2 separate regions of the Homo sapiens genome follow, and region 2 is linked to region 1. Evidence: chromatin loops called from intact Hi-C (ENCODE). Cell type or tissue: heart left ventricle. All regions are shown on one strand. Links, peaks and the distances in the headings refer to the core of each region. The heading gives the core; the rest is flanking DNA.

Evidence for each region. A loop is a pair of places that touch in the nucleus more often than their neighbours do. Peaks named below come from ENCODE experiments on the same cell type or tissue, not always from the same donor. Only the 100,000 strongest peaks of a DNase experiment are listed, where the experiment ranks them.
Region 2: it touches region 1 in a loop (9-fold over the local background); 58 of 110 quality-filtered maps call a loop at or near these places.

The regions. Positions count from the first base shown.
Region 1 is chr4:1,352,577-1,360,576 of GRCh38, reverse strand. It overlaps UVSSA (UV stimulated scaffold protein A), which reads right to left. Exons shown (of 14, transcript NM_020894.4): 5 at 7,164-7,547; 6 at 5,730-5,842; 7 at 5,332-5,460. Among named protein-coding and RNA genes, the nearest start is that of UVSSA, 9.4 kb to the right of the region's middle. RefSeq lists enhancers at 1-22, 23-544. In heart left ventricle, for the core only: a CTCF peak has its summit at 4,184 (motif pointing left); DNase peaks (open chromatin) are centred at 4,191, 6,137, 6,716 and 7,226.
Region 2 is chr4:1,721,859-1,731,254 of GRCh38, reverse strand. It overlaps TACC3 (transforming acidic coiled-coil containing protein 3), which reads right to left. Exons shown (of 16, transcript NM_006342.3): 2 at 7,672-7,834; 3 at 7,385-7,527; 4 at 2,468-3,547; 5 at 293-368; 6 at 1-83. The coding sequence starts at 7,833. Among named protein-coding and RNA genes, the nearest start is that of TACC3, 5.0 kb to the right of the region's middle. RefSeq lists enhancers at 2-502, 8,904-9,396. In heart left ventricle, for the core only: CTCF peaks have their summits at 1,114, 1,317 (motif pointing right), 4,608 and 4,814 (motif pointing right); DNase peaks (open chromatin) are centred at 1,334, 3,724, 4,854, 8,294 and 1 weaker place; H3K4me3 peaks cover 2,359 bases; H3K27ac peaks cover 1,567 bases.

The DNA of each region.
Region 1 (8,000 bases), core at 1-8,000:
GCCAGCCTCTGGGCGCGGCCATAGCACGGGTTTGTCAGGCGCACTTACATTCATCAGGAGGCCAGGCCTGGACAAGGAGGCCGGGGCCTACACAGCTTCTCCCGGGCTCAGCTTCCCTGTCTGTAAAATGGGGTGGAAAACCGATCGACCCCACGGGGCTGCTTTCCAAACGAAAGGGGTAACAGCATGGGGCGGTGTTTCAAGGAGCGCTGGGCTTGTCTGGCAAGCGCCCTGTGTTTTGCAGACAGGTACTGAGGGACGGTGAAAGCCCAAAAGACGGGTCTGTGCCACCGGTGTGGGAGGGAGGGCTGGCACAAGGCCCTGGCTGGGCCTAAGATGTTCTCCCCGTGTTCCCTGTGCTGACTCCAGAGAACCTGTGTATCTGCACCCCGCCCCCCGTGGGCAGCCCTTGGGATGCGGTGGCGCACACAGCGGCTTGGCCTTCGGCGTGATGGAGGGGCCCCATCACCCAGGAAGGTTGTTTCCCAGCCCTAGGGCGGTACAAGGTTTCCCAGCAGCGCTGATTTAGGTCCCTCCTCCCCTGCCTGTGCCTGGTGGGTCCACGTTTCATTCCTGGGTTTTCAGTTTCTGTCCCTTTCACCTCCTGGAAGTCAGACACTCCCATGGCTCCAGAGCATCACAGAAAACTTTCCCTCACGCACAGCAGGAAAAGGAGGTGGGGCCTCGATCCCAGGGGCTGACAGGGTCCCCGGGAGGCTGTCAGCTGCATCCTGGAGCCCACTGAACATCAGAGGGCAGAATGCTTCTGGCATCTAACTCCAAAGATCAGAGCTTTGGTGGTGAGGCCGGTGGAGGAGGCAGGCAGGCGGCCGACAGAGAAAGAAAACCACAGAGTCGGGGGGACGACTCTGGTTCTGTGGGCAATGGAGGATGCATCCACGGCCAAACCCATGTGGCTGCCACATCAGACTCAACATCGGCGAGAACAAAAACAAACCCGTATCTTTCAGCCACGGAAACAAGTAACCCGGTAACTAGCAGAAGGAAAGACAGAGCCACGCTGACGGTACTAAAGAGAACGATGCTTAAGATGCGTTTCTGACTCACTGGCTGATAGGAAATTAATATTTTGTTAATTACACAATACAAAGTAATTGGTGATTTGAGCTATGTAATTTGGCAGCAGGCAACGTGAAAGTTTCCAGAGGATTTTTATCAGCTCAGCGAATGACGCAGCCACGGATGATCACACCCACCCTACAGCGCGGCAAGGCTGGACACGCAATCTACCAAATGACGCTGCACATTGATCCAGGAGATTCACCCTCGGCCTGCTCCCAGACGGAAGCCACACAGAGGCACTCCAAACGCACAGCACACATATTCAAACCAGCGTTGAGTATTTTCTGAAGACGGAACATCTGTCCCCAGACGGAAGCCACTCAGAGGCACTCCAAATGCACAGCACACATATTCAAACCCGCCTAAGTATTTTCTGAAGACAGAACATCTGCGTCAAAAGGAAAACAGTATTACGTAGAAACCAAGTGGGAAATGTTAAAAAGGAAAGACACGGTGTCTGCTCCCGGGTGGCTGCCCGAGGAGAGCCTCAGCACGAGCACCGGCCGGAGACAGCACGAGGACGGGCTGGGCCTTCCGGGGCTAGGCTCCTGCCTCCTGCCTGCAGCTAGCAGCGTTCCATGTTCCCATCTCCTACATGTTAGTTGGAAGTTCTAAACATATTTAAATCAGGCATGACTGAATTAGCGTGCCCTGTTCTACACACGGAGTTAACGACGCCAATCCCCGTGCTAAATGGGGAGACACGGAGGGAAGTGATTTAAACCCTCTGTAAATTTTATTTGAAAATTAACGAGGAGCACCTCGTCCATAATTTCTAATTAAAATGGCTCTAATTAACGTCCACGTTTGTCAGCCAGCCCCACCTGCCGCACACACGCCACTCGGACGCAGCGGCCGCGCGGAGCCAGGAGGGAGATGGGCAGATACTGCAGTGGTGCCACGGCATCTATTCTGGGAAGCATCGCTCACCTGAGCTAGGCGAGCCCGCCAATCACTTCATCTCCAGGCAGCTCCTTGCACTCCAGCTGCCGGGAGCAAAATCTCCAAGGACTTCAGAACGGTGCTTTAAAAAGAAACCAGTTTGCGGAGAAGAGTCTAGAAAGTGTCCATTCAACTGACAAATGGGCAGCGTGGCGCCTCCCTTCCCACCGGAGCTGTGACATCCTCAATCCAGCCTCACAGGCCCTGCTGCCCTTGCACACTCACCAGCTCTGAAGCACAGCTGGGGCACATCTGCTGGCCAGACCATGTGGTCGAAGGGGACGAGGGGCCCTCCAAGCACTGTCAGTCCTGGCCGCAGACACCCCCCGCCCAGTGCCACCACTCAGATCTCAAGAGGATGCACACAGATGGGTCAGGAGTGGGCCCCGGCCAGCAGGAGTGAGGAAGGACAGTGGGATGGCAGCAGGCCCTGGGCGCTGGGTCAGGGTGGCTGCCTGTGTGCCAAGGGCTGGGGTCACGCGCCACGGAGGGACAGTGCTGGCGGCTCCACCACGTGGGGCGTGAGATGCTCATGTGAGAGTCACTCAGAAGCTCAGAGACAGCTAACAGTGTCGGCGGGGTCCCCGGGACCTGGTGGGTGGGAGCAGCAGCTGCTGGGGTCCTTCAGGCGGCCGTGCCCTGCCCAGTACCCTCCTGCATGGCCTGGCCCACACCCGTGTTATGGGCCCTGGCCCCCACAGACCAGGCCCTGAATATAGCATCCCTGAGGCAGGAGGGGCTAGTGCTGCCTCCAGAAGGGCACGGCCAGCAGGAGCCTGCAGCCTGCAGAGGTCTGGGAGGCCAGCACTCCTGAGCCCACACACGGCAGGAGCCAGGCTGAGCTGAACACTCATGAAGAGCACGCAGGGTCCCTGGCACACAGGGGGAGTCTGCATCCACCAGGGTGAGGTGGAGATGTGGGTGCAAGTCAGCCATGGCTGGGAGCCTGCAGGCCTCGCTGGTACCGTGGCCGCGCTGAATTAGAGTCCTGACTCGGGGAACGGCAGCTCCTCATCCTCACCCAAGCAGGCCGAGCTGCCAGCAGTCCCGGAGGCTGCCCAGATTCACTTCCACCAGCCAACCCCACTTGGAGGGCATCCCAGATGCTGTAGAGCTGTGAGATGCAGGCAGGGGTAGCACCAGGCATTCCAGAAGGTTCCACTGCCAGAATCTCAGGCCAAGAAGAGCCACCTGGCTGCCCCAGCCCCAGCACTGCTGCTGGTACTAAAGGACTGTGCCAGCTGGAGGGGCCCAGGCCTGATGAGACCAGACCATGCCACCCATCAGCCCCCCTCTGCTCTGTGGACCCTCACCAATAACCAGCTGGAGGGGCCCAGGCCTGATGAGACCAGACCATGCCACCCATCAGCCCCGCTCTGCTCTATGGACCCTCACCAATAACCAGCTGGAGGGGCCCAGGCCTGATGAGACCAGACCATGCCACCCATCAGCCCCGCTCTGCTCTATGGACCCTCACCAATAACCAGCTGGAGGGGCCCAGGCCTGATGAGACCAGACCATGCCACCCATCAGCCCCGCTCTGCTCTGTGGACCCTCACCAATAAGCCAGCTGACCCAGGGGTTGCCACTGCCAGGCAAAGGCCCACCGGCCACCTTCAGACAAAACTGTCTGCAGACTGCAGAAGCCGTGCCAGGTGAGTCCAGGGCAGCAGGTGCACCGGTGCAGTGCCTGGTGCAGGGTCTCAGCGTGAGGCTCCAGCAAGCCTTGCCCATGCCGTGGAGACCGGGCAGTGACCTTGAAAGGGCCTCAATGTGAGCCACAGGGAAGTGCCCGTGACCCCAGCCGGCAGCCCCCACGCAGCCCACTAGGCAACAGTGACAGGGGCTGGCATAGGGGCCCGGTCCTGCGGCTGCCATCCTGTGGGCCCAAGTGTGCTGGGCATGGGCAGTGGGCTCACCCTGATCTTGACATGCTGACGGCACTCACCATCTTCCTCCCAAGCCTAGACCAGCATCCTTTCGCATTGCAAAAAGTATATTTTCGTCACAACTCACAGAAGTATTTCCTTGTGGAGCAAGGTGTTGACCAGCACCCACAAACGCGGCCACACACCAGCGGCGAGGCCAGTGGGCTCCCACATGTCTATAAATTCTCCGGGAGTCAGTTTCGGACTTAAAGGAGAAAAGCAAGCTCGCCCTCTGCTGGCCCCTGGGGGGGCTGCACACCACCACGTTGGGGACGCGGGGCCACTGACCTGGGGAAAACGACAGGCTCAGCATTTAATCGAGAGGAGCTTCCCCACCCCCCAACTTCCAAGGCCCCGCACGTCTGCTGCTGTGGAACCCAACCTCTTCCTCAGCAAGGAGCACAGTGTCACTTCCACCCCAAAGCTTTCCTTAAAGTGGGGAGAGCCAAAAGGCCACCATCTCCTAGGCCAGGGCTGGATTTGGGGTCCGAGCTCAGGGGTGTTGGGGTTCAGGGCTTGGGTTCCTGAAGGGAGAGGTGCCTGAGAGACAGCACTGCTGTGGGAGCTCAGGGTGGCCGCTGTGTACCTCCAGTCCTAAGGCCCGACTGTGCTGGGTGCTGCCGAGGACGTCTGCAGAGGACCCCAGCTCTCAGGCCCCTCCAGGCACCGAGGCCCAGATTTCCATTCCATGCTCAGCCAGTTCAAGGTCCCTGGCACAGCAGTGTGCTGGGCACCCCCACCCTCGAACGGCTCCGACACACCCAATGCGACGGTCTCTGCTCCCAGCTTCACCCACCAGAGGCACCCCAAACCTCCCTCCAGCCTCCAGCCCCTCGCGGCAGCCCTGCCCCTTCTAACCCCGTGCTCCCTGCTCAGGGAAGTGCAGTGCCCCCATGACCCTCCCAAGCCCCTCGCAAGGCCCAGCAGACAGTAACCCAAGTCTTCACCCCAAGTGGGCACCAGTGCCCGCGCTGACCCTCCTGGCCGTCTGAGGGTTTGCCGAGGGTCTCTCCTCTGGTGGATACAGTGCCTGCCAGGACAGGTGCCGCACTGCTGATGACTCCCTAGAAGGAGTCACGGGGGGGACAGCCTGACTGGTGGCTTCCTGGAGGCGCGCACAGCACTCAGCACTTCTGCTCAGCTACCATACACGGCAGCCGGGCAACACCCGACAGCTGCACTGTCCCCTCTGCCATGGTGATGACCCTGGGCTCACAGGAAGCCCTCGCTGGGGAGGCAGGTCCTGCTGAGGCTGAGTGGGCTTGGGGTGTGGCTGGGGTCCGCCGGGCCCACAGGCCCAGGGCACAACCCCCCCACAGCTTCTCCTCCCCCACTGAGGCCTCTGGGACCCCTTCCCGCTCGCCGCCTGCCCACTCACCCTGCGCCTTTCCCCTCCCTCAGGCTCGATGTCCAGCTCCTTGTATTTTCTCAGTACGAGCTCCAATTCAGCCTTCAGGTCAATGGCACGCTTTAAACATCCACCGTGGGTCCCGACGCGGGTGAAGCGCTGCGAAACGGGGGTGCGAACAGCTCAGGGGCCGGCCGGGCAGGACCTGGGAAGCTGTCCTGCTGGGAGGCACATGCCAGGTCCACTGGCCCGGGGGGTCCCTGGCACACCTGGGATGCAGAGGACAAAGCTGCGGGTGAGGGACAGAGCCCTCGCGGGTTAAGGGCCATTCAGTCACCGGGCCACAGTCCCCCCAAGAAAGGGACCCCCCCCATGCATGGCACTCTGCACACGTCCCTCCACCCACAGGTCCCAGGTTCGAGGCTCACCTGGATCCACGAGCACACAGCCGGCAGGAACTTGTTCCGGATGAGCTTGAGTGTGTCGCGGGCGGCGTGGATGAGAGCAAGGTTGTCCTCGTTCTCCTGCACCTTCAGGCCCTCTGGGGAGAAGCACACAGAGGTCACAAGAGGGCGCCGACTGGCGTCTCCCACAGGCCCCGGAGAGGCAGACCATGCAAGGAAGGCTGCTCTAGCCTGAGGGGAACCTGCCAGACGCCCATGCCTGCCCCCGGGAATCCCAAACCTGATGCTGTGAGAAGGAAGTGTTTTATTATCTTAGAAAAGAACACTGTGGCTTAACACCAAAGCCTCCCCTCACACGCAGCTCCACTGCCTGTGTCTCAGTCTCCTTGGCTGCAGCCATCCCATCTGGAGGGCGAGACCACCCACAGCCTCTTCTACTCACCGCCCCCACACGCCGGGCACAGAACCTTCCCCTCCACAGCCCACGCCACAGGATGGCGCCCCTCCAGCCCAGCCTCACCAGCCCCCACCCCCCCGGCCTCTCCTCCGCTGGACACCCCAACTCCAGTTCTGCCCTGCCGTGGCTTCCCCCGCTGTGGCACCCTCAGTGTCCGGCGCAGGGCAGAGCTCTATACAGGCGAGGACAGCCCAGGCTTGCAGCAGCGGTGTCCACCCCGCACAGGCCTGCAGCCTCACTGCTGAGGCACCTCTGGGCAGCTGAGACCCGAGGATCAGTTCTCCCAGCAGCTTCCCAGCCCGGCTGCCTCCTGGCCCTGGTGAAGGGACACCTGCTGTGCCTGCTTCCAAAGAAGAAGGTTCCTCAAAGAGAGCGATTTGAAGCCACACACATACGCAAAGGGCCCCAGCCTCCACTCACACCCCAGGGGGGCAGCAGGGGGCTTGGGAGGAAGCTGGGGCTGGGGGGCGGGGGCGGCTATGTCTCTGCAATCCTCACCCACCCAGGCTGCAGTGCCAAGGCTGCCCGTGGCCATTTCTGGAACACATTTTCCTCCCAGCAAGGGCCGGTGCTACCTGACCCCTCATGGCGACACGGGACCCTGACAGGCCTGTGAGCTGACGGGATGCCCACACAGCCTGCCCAGGGATCCAGTCACTTGGAGGTCAGGCCTGTGCTCCCTCATCCTTTGAGGACCGCAACAGCCTCACGACCCCACCTCACCCCAATCCTGTGGGTCCTTACTCTGCCCACAGCCTCACTGAGGTGGGGGCTGCCATGAGCTCTTAGAAGTGTCCCTGTGGCCACAGAGGCCTGGCATGGGTGGGGGGAGCCCAGTGCAGAGGCCACACAGAAAGGAAAAACCTGGTGGTGACCCCTGACCTAGCTCCCCAGGGGAGGCCCCTGCATCCCCAGGCTCCTGGGCCGGGTGCCAGTGAGGGAGGAGCCTACCCGGGAGCCGGGGCAGGGTGGCGCCACAGAGACCCCGCGAAGGCAGTTACCTGAGCAGAGCTCCACATCCAGCGTGTACTTGTGCGAGCCCAGCCCGTGGCTCCGCACAAACTCCTCGAGGTCGCTGTCCTCGTCCTCATCTGAGGGGTCACCTGTGGCTGTCTGGGATGGCTGTGCCCCGCCGCCCGCTCTGGGGTGGCCTGCAGAGGCAGGCAGGTCTCTACTGCAGCAGGGCTGCTCCCCGTCCCGGGGGTCAGGGGTGCCAGACCGGCAGGGGCCCACCTGGCCCGCGCAGGAGGAGCGAAGGGCATCGGACATGCCAGAAGCCATGCCAAGGGATTCCGTCTCCGGGTTCGGGTCAAAGTCAAAAGGCACCAGCAGCCTAAAGCAGCTCTCTACCTCCGTCAAGCAGGATTCAATTTCTCCAGACATTTCTGCCGGAAGATCAAGACACCTGTTTGCTGCGCTATGTGGAGCAAAAGCACCAGCCCACTCAAAACCACACTCAGAGGCCCACTCCCCGCAGGGTGTCACTTTTCAGCACCAGGTGGAATGCAGTGGTGCAATCACAGCTCACCCCAGCCTCGACCTTCCAGGCTCAGGTAGTGCAGCCGCCTCAGCCTCCTGATTAGCTGGGACTACAGACACGTGATGCCATGCTCAACTAACTTTTCTGTAGAAACAGGGTCCTGCTATGTTGCCCAGGCTGGCTTTAAACTCCTGGACTCAGGCGATCCGCCTGCCCTGGCCTCCCAAAGTGCCGGGATGACAGGCATGAGTCACCGCGCCCAGTCGTGTGCTGCACTTTTTAACCGCTTACTAGAGCACCCAGCTCAGCAGCTGGGCCTGCAAGGCAATCTCTGTGTACCTCTGGGTAGCAAGCACGA
Region 2 (9,396 bases), core at 1,000-8,999, 370 kb before region 1:
TGCCCCTGCTGATGGGTGGGCACTGGCTCACTGCCTGGACAGCTTGTGGGAAGCGAGGTGCTGGCAGAGTTCAAGGCTCTCTCCTGGAGGAAAGGGCAGAGTCACCCTGTGCAGTGCAGTCAAGGTACTTGGGGTGTGGCTTTGCCTCCCCACAACCTTGTTGAAGTAGACTTGGGGGAGAGGGAGCGGGACATCCCACCCCGTCACCCAAGGCTGCTGGGGGCTTCCACTGCCTGCTACTCTTCTACACGACCAGGCCAGGAGCACAGGTACCCACACAAGCACCCCTTACCTTGCTCTCTGCTGTTGGGGTCTCGGCTGCCAACTGCACCACAGGCGTGTCCTCCGCTGAGGCTGAATGCAGCTGCCTGGGGAGACAGAGTCAGCAGAGGCCCATGCCCCCCACCCCATAACCCCGGCGTCCCCTGCTCCAGCACTGAGCTGCCATCGCCTTTCCCTGCACTGCTGTGCCGGCCACGTGAACATTCAGCTAGAGCGTGCCAGGCATGGGGCTGTCCCAAGCGACCTGGCCACAAAACTGCCTCACCAACCTCACCCAGCAGGAAAACACGCGCCTTGCCTGCCAGCTCTGGGAGAAGCAGGCTGGGAGCTCTAAAGTCAGCACGATGCAGCCAAAGGGAATCACAAGGATGAGTACATCCCTTTTACTGTGAAACTGACAAAAGGCTTCAAATGTGGAGGCTGGGGCAGGTGTGGGCAGCAAGCCACCCAGGGGCCAAGGCAAGACACCAAGGGCACAAGCTGTTCCAGTATCATAAATATACAGAATAAGAATAGTTATACTAGAAATAGATTATAGATATGATTATATATGAATATCGTTAATCATTAGTTTGTAGCTTTACTCTTTATTCTAATATTATAATAATCTTTGTTCTACAATAATAACCTAGGAAACGCCGGGTGCGGTGGCTCACGCATGTAATCCCAGCACTTTGGGAGGCCGAGGCGGTCGGATCACGAGGTCATATCTAGACCATCCTGGCTAACACGGTGAAACCCCGTCTCTACTAAAAAATACAAAAAAATTAGCCGGGCATGGTGGCGGGTGCCTGCAGTCCCAGCTACTCGGGAGGCTGAGGCAGGAGAATGGTGTGAACCCGGGAGGCAGAACTCGCAGTGAGGCGAGATCACGCCACTGCGCTCCAGCCTGGGTGACAGAGCGAGACTCTGTCTCAAAAAACAAACAAACAAACAAATAACCCTAGGAAAAACCAGGCCATATAGAGATAGGAGGTGAAGGCACACGGTGAGAAAGTGACCGGAAGAGGTGTGTGAGCCCTCTGTCACGCCCGGACAGGGCCACTGGAGGGCTCCCTGGTCTAGCGGTAACACCAGCACTTGGGAAGGCACCCGTTACCTAGCTTGGTCTAGCGGTAGCACCAGTGCCTGGGAAGGCACCCGTTAATTAGACTGGGAAAGGGAGTCTCCCTTTCCCTGGGGGAGTTAGAGAAGACTCTGCTCCACCATCTCTTGTGGAATCAGTCAGGCCCGCCCGCAGCCATCCAGAGGCCTGTGTCCCTGTGATGCTGTGCTTCAGCAGTCACGCTCCTGGTCCACTTTCATGATCCGCTCTGTACACCTGGCTCTGTCTTCTAGATAGCAGTAGCAGAATTAGTCAAAGTGCTAAAGTCTTTGAAATACATAGAAAAAATAATGGCGTCAGCTGTCCTCTCTCTCCGCCTTGGCTGCCAAACAGGGAAGGGCCCAGTGGACACGTGACTTGCGTGACCTGACCTATCATTGGAGATGGCTCACACTCCTTAACCTGTCCCCTTGCCTTGTATCCAATAAGTAACAGCGCAGCCAGACATTCGGGGCCATTACCGATCTCCGTGCCTTGGTGGTAGTGGTCCCCCGGGCCCAGCTGTCTTTTCTTCTGTCTTTTTCTTGTGTCTTTATTTGTACAATCTCTTGTCTATGCACACGAGGAGAAAAAACCCACAGACCCAGTAGGGCTGGACCCTACAGGCAGGACAATCTCCCACTGAGCAACTCTAGGAGATGTAGCCTAAGACCATTCAGCCAGGAGGCAGCAGACCCACGGCCAAGACCCCAGCAAGCAGCGGACGCCACCCAGGCAGTAACAGGCTTTGCCTGGCTTTTGGAGTTACACACCCAAGTCAAGTTCACCTGAGGAGGAACATGACTGGGGGACAGGGTCCTGCCCAGGGTTGGTTGCATTTGGCTTCTGGCCTGAGCCCGCCCTTATTGGATCCCTCCTTAGGCCAGGAGCACTAAAGAGATGCATGGCAGCCAAGGCAAGGCCAAGCACCCTCAGCTGGGAGCCACCTGAGCCCTGTTTTTATCCAGAGGCCCCTCCTCAGGCAGAACCTACCCGGCCTCAAAGGAGTATCTGATGACACTTCTGGCCTCGGGTCCTGGACCACATACACTGCAGGGCAGCTGCCCCACGCCACGCTCCCCATCCCATCCTCACACTTACTGGCTCAGACAGGGACCTGGCTCCTCCGTGGCAGGCCCAGCATGCAACTGTTCAGCCGCTGGCTGGCCCAGCCTGGTCTCAGGGCTTTCTGGGGGCTGGGCCTCACTGCAACCAGACTTGGTGTCACCTCCGAACGGGATGAAGTTTGGGTCATCCATTTTGTCCCAGTCGAGGTGGTAAGAGCCCCGAGAAGCTGGCATGGGGGGGTCCTCTCCTGCTCCGCTCCTACCGTCGTCCTCCTCCACCTCCTGCGGGGCCTTTTGCTGCCTCACTGCTGCTTTCCTCAAGGGAGGCTTGAGGCCGGACCTCTCTCCCAGTCTCCTTGGTGGGGGTGCCCTTTTGCTGGTGGCGCCATCAGATACATCAAATTCTAGTTTTACAGGTCCGCTCCTCGAGGAGCTGGCCATTTGGCCTGCAGCCACTTCTTCCTGAGGACTCAGGGTCATGGCCCTGCCAGCCACCAGGTGGTTGGTTGGGGCTGTGCTCTCAGGAGCAGAGGTGTGTGCACAGGTAAGGGTCTGAGTGCCATCTGCTGGCACGGGGGTGCCCACACCCGCAGGGCAGCCCAGGGCTTCGCCAGGCAGACCCTGCAGGGGTGCTCCTCCGCAGGCTTCCTTAGGGATTGCACCAGGAGGCGAAGTGGCCACTGCTGCGGGAGCACAGACCCCACCGTGCCGGCATTCCTCCTCGGCTCCGTGCGGAGTCTCCGCTTTGCATTCTTCCTCGGCTCCGTGCGGAGTCTCCGCTTTGTGCTGGGACTCTGTCCTGCAAGGGTCTTCTAGGGTCTCAGAGGCGGGTGTCACTCTTCTGTCTAAGGAATAGGAACTAAGGTTTTCCTCCACGGCTTGCTCAGGGCTGCCAGACACTTTTCCTGGAGACACCATTTGGTTCTCAGAACTTCCTGGGCTCTGGGAAGAGCTTGAGCAGTCCAGGTCAGCCAGGGCACCTGGGCCAGACTCGCTGGAGCTGCCACTCCCAAAGGCTGGGCTTGCATCCCCCAGGAGGTCGGTGTCAGCCTCCACTGGTTTCTGTAGAATTCCATGAGTAGTTTTGGCATCCACTTCCTTGATGAGCTGTTGGCTTTTAAAAGAGACTTAATCAACGTGAAGCAGCGAGTACCTGGTGAGGTTAGGGGCCTCAGCATTCATTCTCAACATAGGTTTAACATTCTCACACCAGAAGCAGGGCTGAGTCACCCTTGGCACGGCTTCCCGTTCTCCACCCCCCACCTCAGTTCCTCAATGTAGTTCCTTCCTGTCCTCCCAGGGACCAGCTCCCGGTGGAACGGCTGGACACAACCACGTGACTTCCTCGCTGACCCCGCCCTCATGCTTCTTGGGGTTCCAAGTTACAGGGGTGCCTCTGGGCTGCTTGCCTGTTTAATTGTGCTCATCACGCGCTTTGCCAGGTGCTGGACCCAGACTCCTCCAGCAGCCTCTGCCACCCAAACAGCACTCGTCATCATGCACGAGGTCTGCCCCCAGGCCCACAGCATGCACACAGCACAGGCTGCTGCCTGGGGGGTCAGATGTGGGACAGCACACCCAAATGCCTCAAGCTGATGCCAGAGAAAGAAGCCTGGAGGCATCTCTCCCACCTGGTAGACTGGGCTCCTCAATTTCCCACCACTTCCTTTATTTTTATGTTTTTTTTTTTTGAGACGGATTTTTGCTCTGTTGCCAAGGCTGGAGTGTAATGGCATGATCTCGGCTCACTGCAACCTCCACCTCTGGGGTTCAAGCGATTCTCCTGCCTCAGCCTCCCAAGTAGCTGGGATTACAGGTGCCCGCCACCATGTCTGGCTAATTTTGTTTTGTATTTTTAGTAGAGACAGGTTTTCATCATGTTGGTCAGCCTGGTCTCAAACTCCTGACCTTAGGTGATCCACCCGCCTCGGCCTCCCAGTGCTAGGATTACAGGCAGGAGCCACCGCACCCGGCATCCACCATTTCCTGTAAAAAATCCATTCGAGCACCTGCCCACCAGCATACAGTGACCCCACCCTACTCCCCGATAGACAAGGCTGGCTGCCACCCTCTCAGCTGTCCCCTGCCTATGCTCCAGGGCCTGGCCCCAGTCCTCTGTGTGGCCTCCAGCCTGCTGTGGGCCTGTAAGTCATATAATCATTATTTCCGCCTGTGTTTCTCCTAATCACTGAAGGGTGTGCACCACTTAATGACCCTGAATTCTAACATTAAGGGACCTGACAGCATTCCGATAACACTTTAATCTGCGTGAAAACATCAGCTACAAGCAAAACAAGAAAGCTCAGTCAACATTGTCCTGTGGCTTAAACCTCACCCGAGGACATGCCCAACAGATCAGTCCTGGGGACTTGCAGGCCCCAGGATGGCCAGCAGGGGGCGTGGTAAACAAAGGTTTTCTGCATGAATCTGCTTTCCCCTTCAAGTCGGGGACTGGCAGTGCTGTGGCCAGGGACAGTCAAAGCCTTCACTGAAGGGCAGGGCTGAGGTGCAGGATGCCACCTGCAGGCACAGAAGGACCTGAGTGGCCTCTGCGACGCCTCCCTGGGATGGCGCCTGCTACAGTGGAGTGGCACAGGTGCAGAGAACACCTTCCCAGGGACCCACCTGTCTCTGGGGCACTCGCTGCTCACAATGTGGGACTGCATGGCGCAGGGCCCCTGACAGAAGAGGCGGCTGTTGGGATGGTTGGGGCTGGACTACAACACAGAGGGCACAAACACTGTTTCACCTGTTCCCCAGCCTTCAGGTCCCTGAGAAGACGCAGGGTCATGTGCCAGTGCCTCAGATAAGGGGCCCATGTCACCTGCCCTTCTCTTCCAACTCTAAGTTTGAAGATGTCAAAACTGAGAAACTGAGGGTGAGGGACCTGTCAGACTGCTCACAACTCCTCTGCTGCCCAGCTGCCACCTTGGGGCGGCACTGCCTTCCCAGGCGGCCACTCGGCTGTCCTCTGAATGACACGTGGGCAGCTGCACGCAGCGGCTGCTCTTGGTCTCATCCCACTGACGTGGGAGCACCACAGTGACCACCACCTGGGCCTCAGCAGAGTTCCAGAAAGGAGATGACAGCCACGAGTCCAAGCCACAAGCTCAGAGTCACTCTGGCTGGAGCCCCTCAGGGCCAACCTCTCAAGCCCCTCCCAGCTCCTCTACACCCTCTGCCCTATGGAGGCTGCTGGGTGATCCTGGAGGCATAGGGGAGAGGCAGGGGATCTGTGGCTCTGGGACGGATCACACCCATGGCAGCTGGGAGGCGACTTCTCTGCTGCTGGGTCTCCCTTCCTTCTTGGGGTCGTTGTAAACCAATGTTTGATTCATTCTCGCTTCGTTTGACCAAATTTCAAAAGGGGCAAAAAACAAAGTTGAAAAGTAGCAAGCAGACATGGGAAGAACTGCAAATTCAGGCTGGAGGGGTAGAGGGGAGACGGACCCAGGGCCCAGAGAAGGATGTAGGAAATGCTGCCTGCACTTACTGGTGACATTTTATCTCAGGGGGTGAGAAGCATCAGTGGTATTCTGTTCCTTATGCTTTTCTCTGCACATCTAAAATCTGCTTAAAAGTTTTGGGCCAGCCGGGCGTGGTGGCTCATGCCTGTAATCCCAGCACTTTGGGAGGCCGAGGCCGGCAGATCACCTGAGGTCGGGAGTTCAAGACCAGCCTGACCAACACGGATAAACCCCATATTTACTAAAAATACACAAAATTAGCCAGGTGTGGTGGCGCATGCCTGTAATCCCAGCTACTCGGAGGCTGAGGCAGGAGAATCGTTTGAACCTGGGAGGCGGAGGTTGTGGTGAGTTAAGATCGCACCATTGCACTCCAGCCTGAGCAACAAGAATGAAACTCCGTGTAAAAAAAAAAAAAAAAAAAAAATTGGCCGGGCATGGTGGCTCACAGTTGTAGTCCCAGCTACTAAGGAGGCCAAGGTGGAGGACTGCTTGAGCCCAGGAGGTTGAGGCTGCAGTGAGCTGTGATGGCACCACGGCACTCCAGCCTGGGTGACAGAGCGAAACTCTGTCTCAAAACAACAGCAACAACAGTTACATCAGCAAAAAACCAACAGAAAATCATGCCTCTGGGGTCCCTTCCCACCCTGGATGCAGATGAGGTGTTCCTGGGTGCCCAGACAGATTAGTTCAGCCGCAGAGTAAAGAGCTGCCACCAGGATCCTCCCTTTCTAGGCAAAGACAGACACCGCCTCGCCATCCACTTGCAGTTAAGAATCAGGTCGGCTAAAAAATTAGCCGGGAGTGGTGGCGGCGGGCGCCTGTAGCCCCAGCTACTCGGGAGGCTGAGGCAGGAGAATGGCATGAACCTGGGAGGTGGAGTTTGCAGTGAGCCGAAATCGAGCCACTGCACTCCAGCCTGGGTGACAGAGCCAGACTCTGTCTCCAGAAAAAAAAAAAAAAAAAAAAAAAAAAGTGAAGTATGAAGTTATCCAAGTATCTGATGATCGACTTTTCTGTTAGTGAACTGGCCATATGCTGCATACACTCAGTGCAGATTTCAGGAGAAATCCAGCCAAGGCCGGCCGGGCGTGGTGGCTCACACCTGTAATCCCAGCACTTTGTGAGGCCAAGGCGGGCGCATCATGAGGTCAGGAGGAGATCAAGACCATCCTGGCTAACACGGTGAAACCCCTTCTTTACTAAAAATACAAAAAAATTAGCCGGGCGTGGTGGCAGGCGCCTGTAGTCCCAGCTACTTGGAAGGCTGAGGCAGGAGAATGGCATGAACCTGGGGGGCGGAGCTTGCAGTGAGCGGACATCGCGCCACTGCACTCCAGCGTGGGCAACAGAGCGAGACTCCATCTCAAACAAACAAACAAAAAATCCAGCCAAGGCCTGATAGAACAAGACAGCACTTTCCTGCAAGAACCATCGGACAGAGAGGGTGAAGCTCCAGCATGTCCAGCAGCACCAACACTTACTTCTCTTTCTGTGTCCAGACCGGGTGTGAGTTTTCCAGTCCAAGGGTGTCATCCTGAGTGAAAGGAGCCTCAAGTTTGCTGGCCATGCTAGGACTTAGAATCCTGTGCGTCTGTGGATCCCGCAGAGGTGTCTGAAAAGTCACCTGTTGCGGAGTGAGGAGGAGAGCACCTATTCATTAGTTCAAGCTGTTACAGCCACACCAGCAGTGTCCTGCAGCTCAGAGGTCACCAAGAAAGCAGGCCCTAGGGCAACCTGGCCAGCCACACACTGTACAGGTCACACTTACCTTCATAGCTTTGGCCAGGTTCTTGGGTGGCACATTTTCTTTCTGTGACACACGAAGAACAGACGATCTTCCGGTAACTTCTGGTGGCGAAAACAGGAAGTCGCAATTTTCTGTATTTTTTTCATTGCTGACATTTTTGTCGTTTAAGACCTGCAGACTCATTCTGGAAAAGCAGAACATGTTTGTGTCAGTGTGAGGGCAACACTACCACATTGTCCAGACACAGACGTGACAGCTGCTGCAAGGGGCACGACCACTTCCCACACAGGTGTGCTCATTGCTCTGGAACTCACACCTCCCACACGTGTCTCTTGGCAGAGAAAGCCTCAGACTGAGTCCCCATCTTGCTTCAGAGACTCACTCTCCAGCCTGGCAGGGGGAGCCATGGGCAGCACTGCTGCTTCCTGGGACCAAGAGCTAAAGGGCCTTCAGGCTGAGATGGTGAGAAAGAAAACCCAAGCCTGCATAATCTCTACTGCTGTATTACTATATCAAGCAGAAGTCAAGAGACGGAAAAGCCCGGGCCAATAAGAAACCCGGATGAGCCAGAGGAAGCCCTGGTCTCCCCACAGGCCTCTGCGTGTGACGTGAGGCAGGACCGGGCAGTAGAGGGCAGAAAAGCAGGACAGCGGCTCTGGTCTGCTCTCTCCCACCGGGCTAGGCAGCGGGACAAGACCAGGCTGAGAGGGTGAAGGCCCAGAGGAGGAGCTGGGAGACGATGCGCAAACAAGGGAAGCCCAGAGCTGAGCAACAGGTGCCAAGGAACTTCCACATCAGAGCCTCCAGTCAGTCCCAGGTTCCAGGGCTGCCCAGGTCCTCACGCCGGTCACCCACACACTTGCCACCCTTTCTGTCTACAGCGTTCCCAGTCTAGGGAATGACGTAGGGAAAAAGGCTGCCAGAGAGAACCGAGTGTCGACCAGGGCAGGAACCCCACAGGCACCTGGTGGTGGAGGGGGACCTGGGGAGGCTTTGATTTGAAGAAGAGCAAAGTTGGGGAGGGTCCTGGAGAAGAGAGAGGGGGCAGCCCCGGCAGGTCGGTGCTGCAGCTTGAGAAGCCCACTGTGGTGCTGTGTGTGGGTGGGGAGGTTAAGAGCAGAAGGGAAGCAGGGAAACCACAGGCTTCTGGAGCCCAAGGAGTAGATGCCAGACCAGACCCGGGCCTGGCCACTGGCACATATGGGACTTACGGACGACGCTTAGGTTTTCGCCCTGAATAACTGGGTACAGGGCAGGGGAAGGGGTGCTGGATCGCTGGGGGACCCGCAAGCCTCGAACTCAGGGAGAAAGTGACTCGGAGGAAGCCTTCTGGCGGCCTGGAGGAGCTCGGGAGAGCAGCAGACCCAGCCTTAGTCAGGAGGGGCCTTTACTGACTATGGAGGCCCGGGAGGGGCTCTGGGCAGAGAAGGGACCGGCCCCAGGCTGGTGCTTTGGTGCTACTCTGGTGCACAAGAGGGATGCGGTGCGGGGGGAAGGTGGAGCGGCGCAGCAGGTGCGGGGAAGCGGTAGGGGCCCAGGTGTCCGCCGCAGGCGGCCTAGATGGAGTTGGCCCCAGGACGGAGGCCGGAAGGGACCAAAGAACAACAGGAGGGTCCGCGTGCTGGGAGCCAACAAAGAGCCAAGGTGGGCGACCGAGAGACAGGAGAGGGTCGAGGAGAGCAAAGCACCTCGGGGCGCCCGCTCCGCCGTCGGTCTTGGCCCAGCTCTAGCCGCCCCTGGCCACCA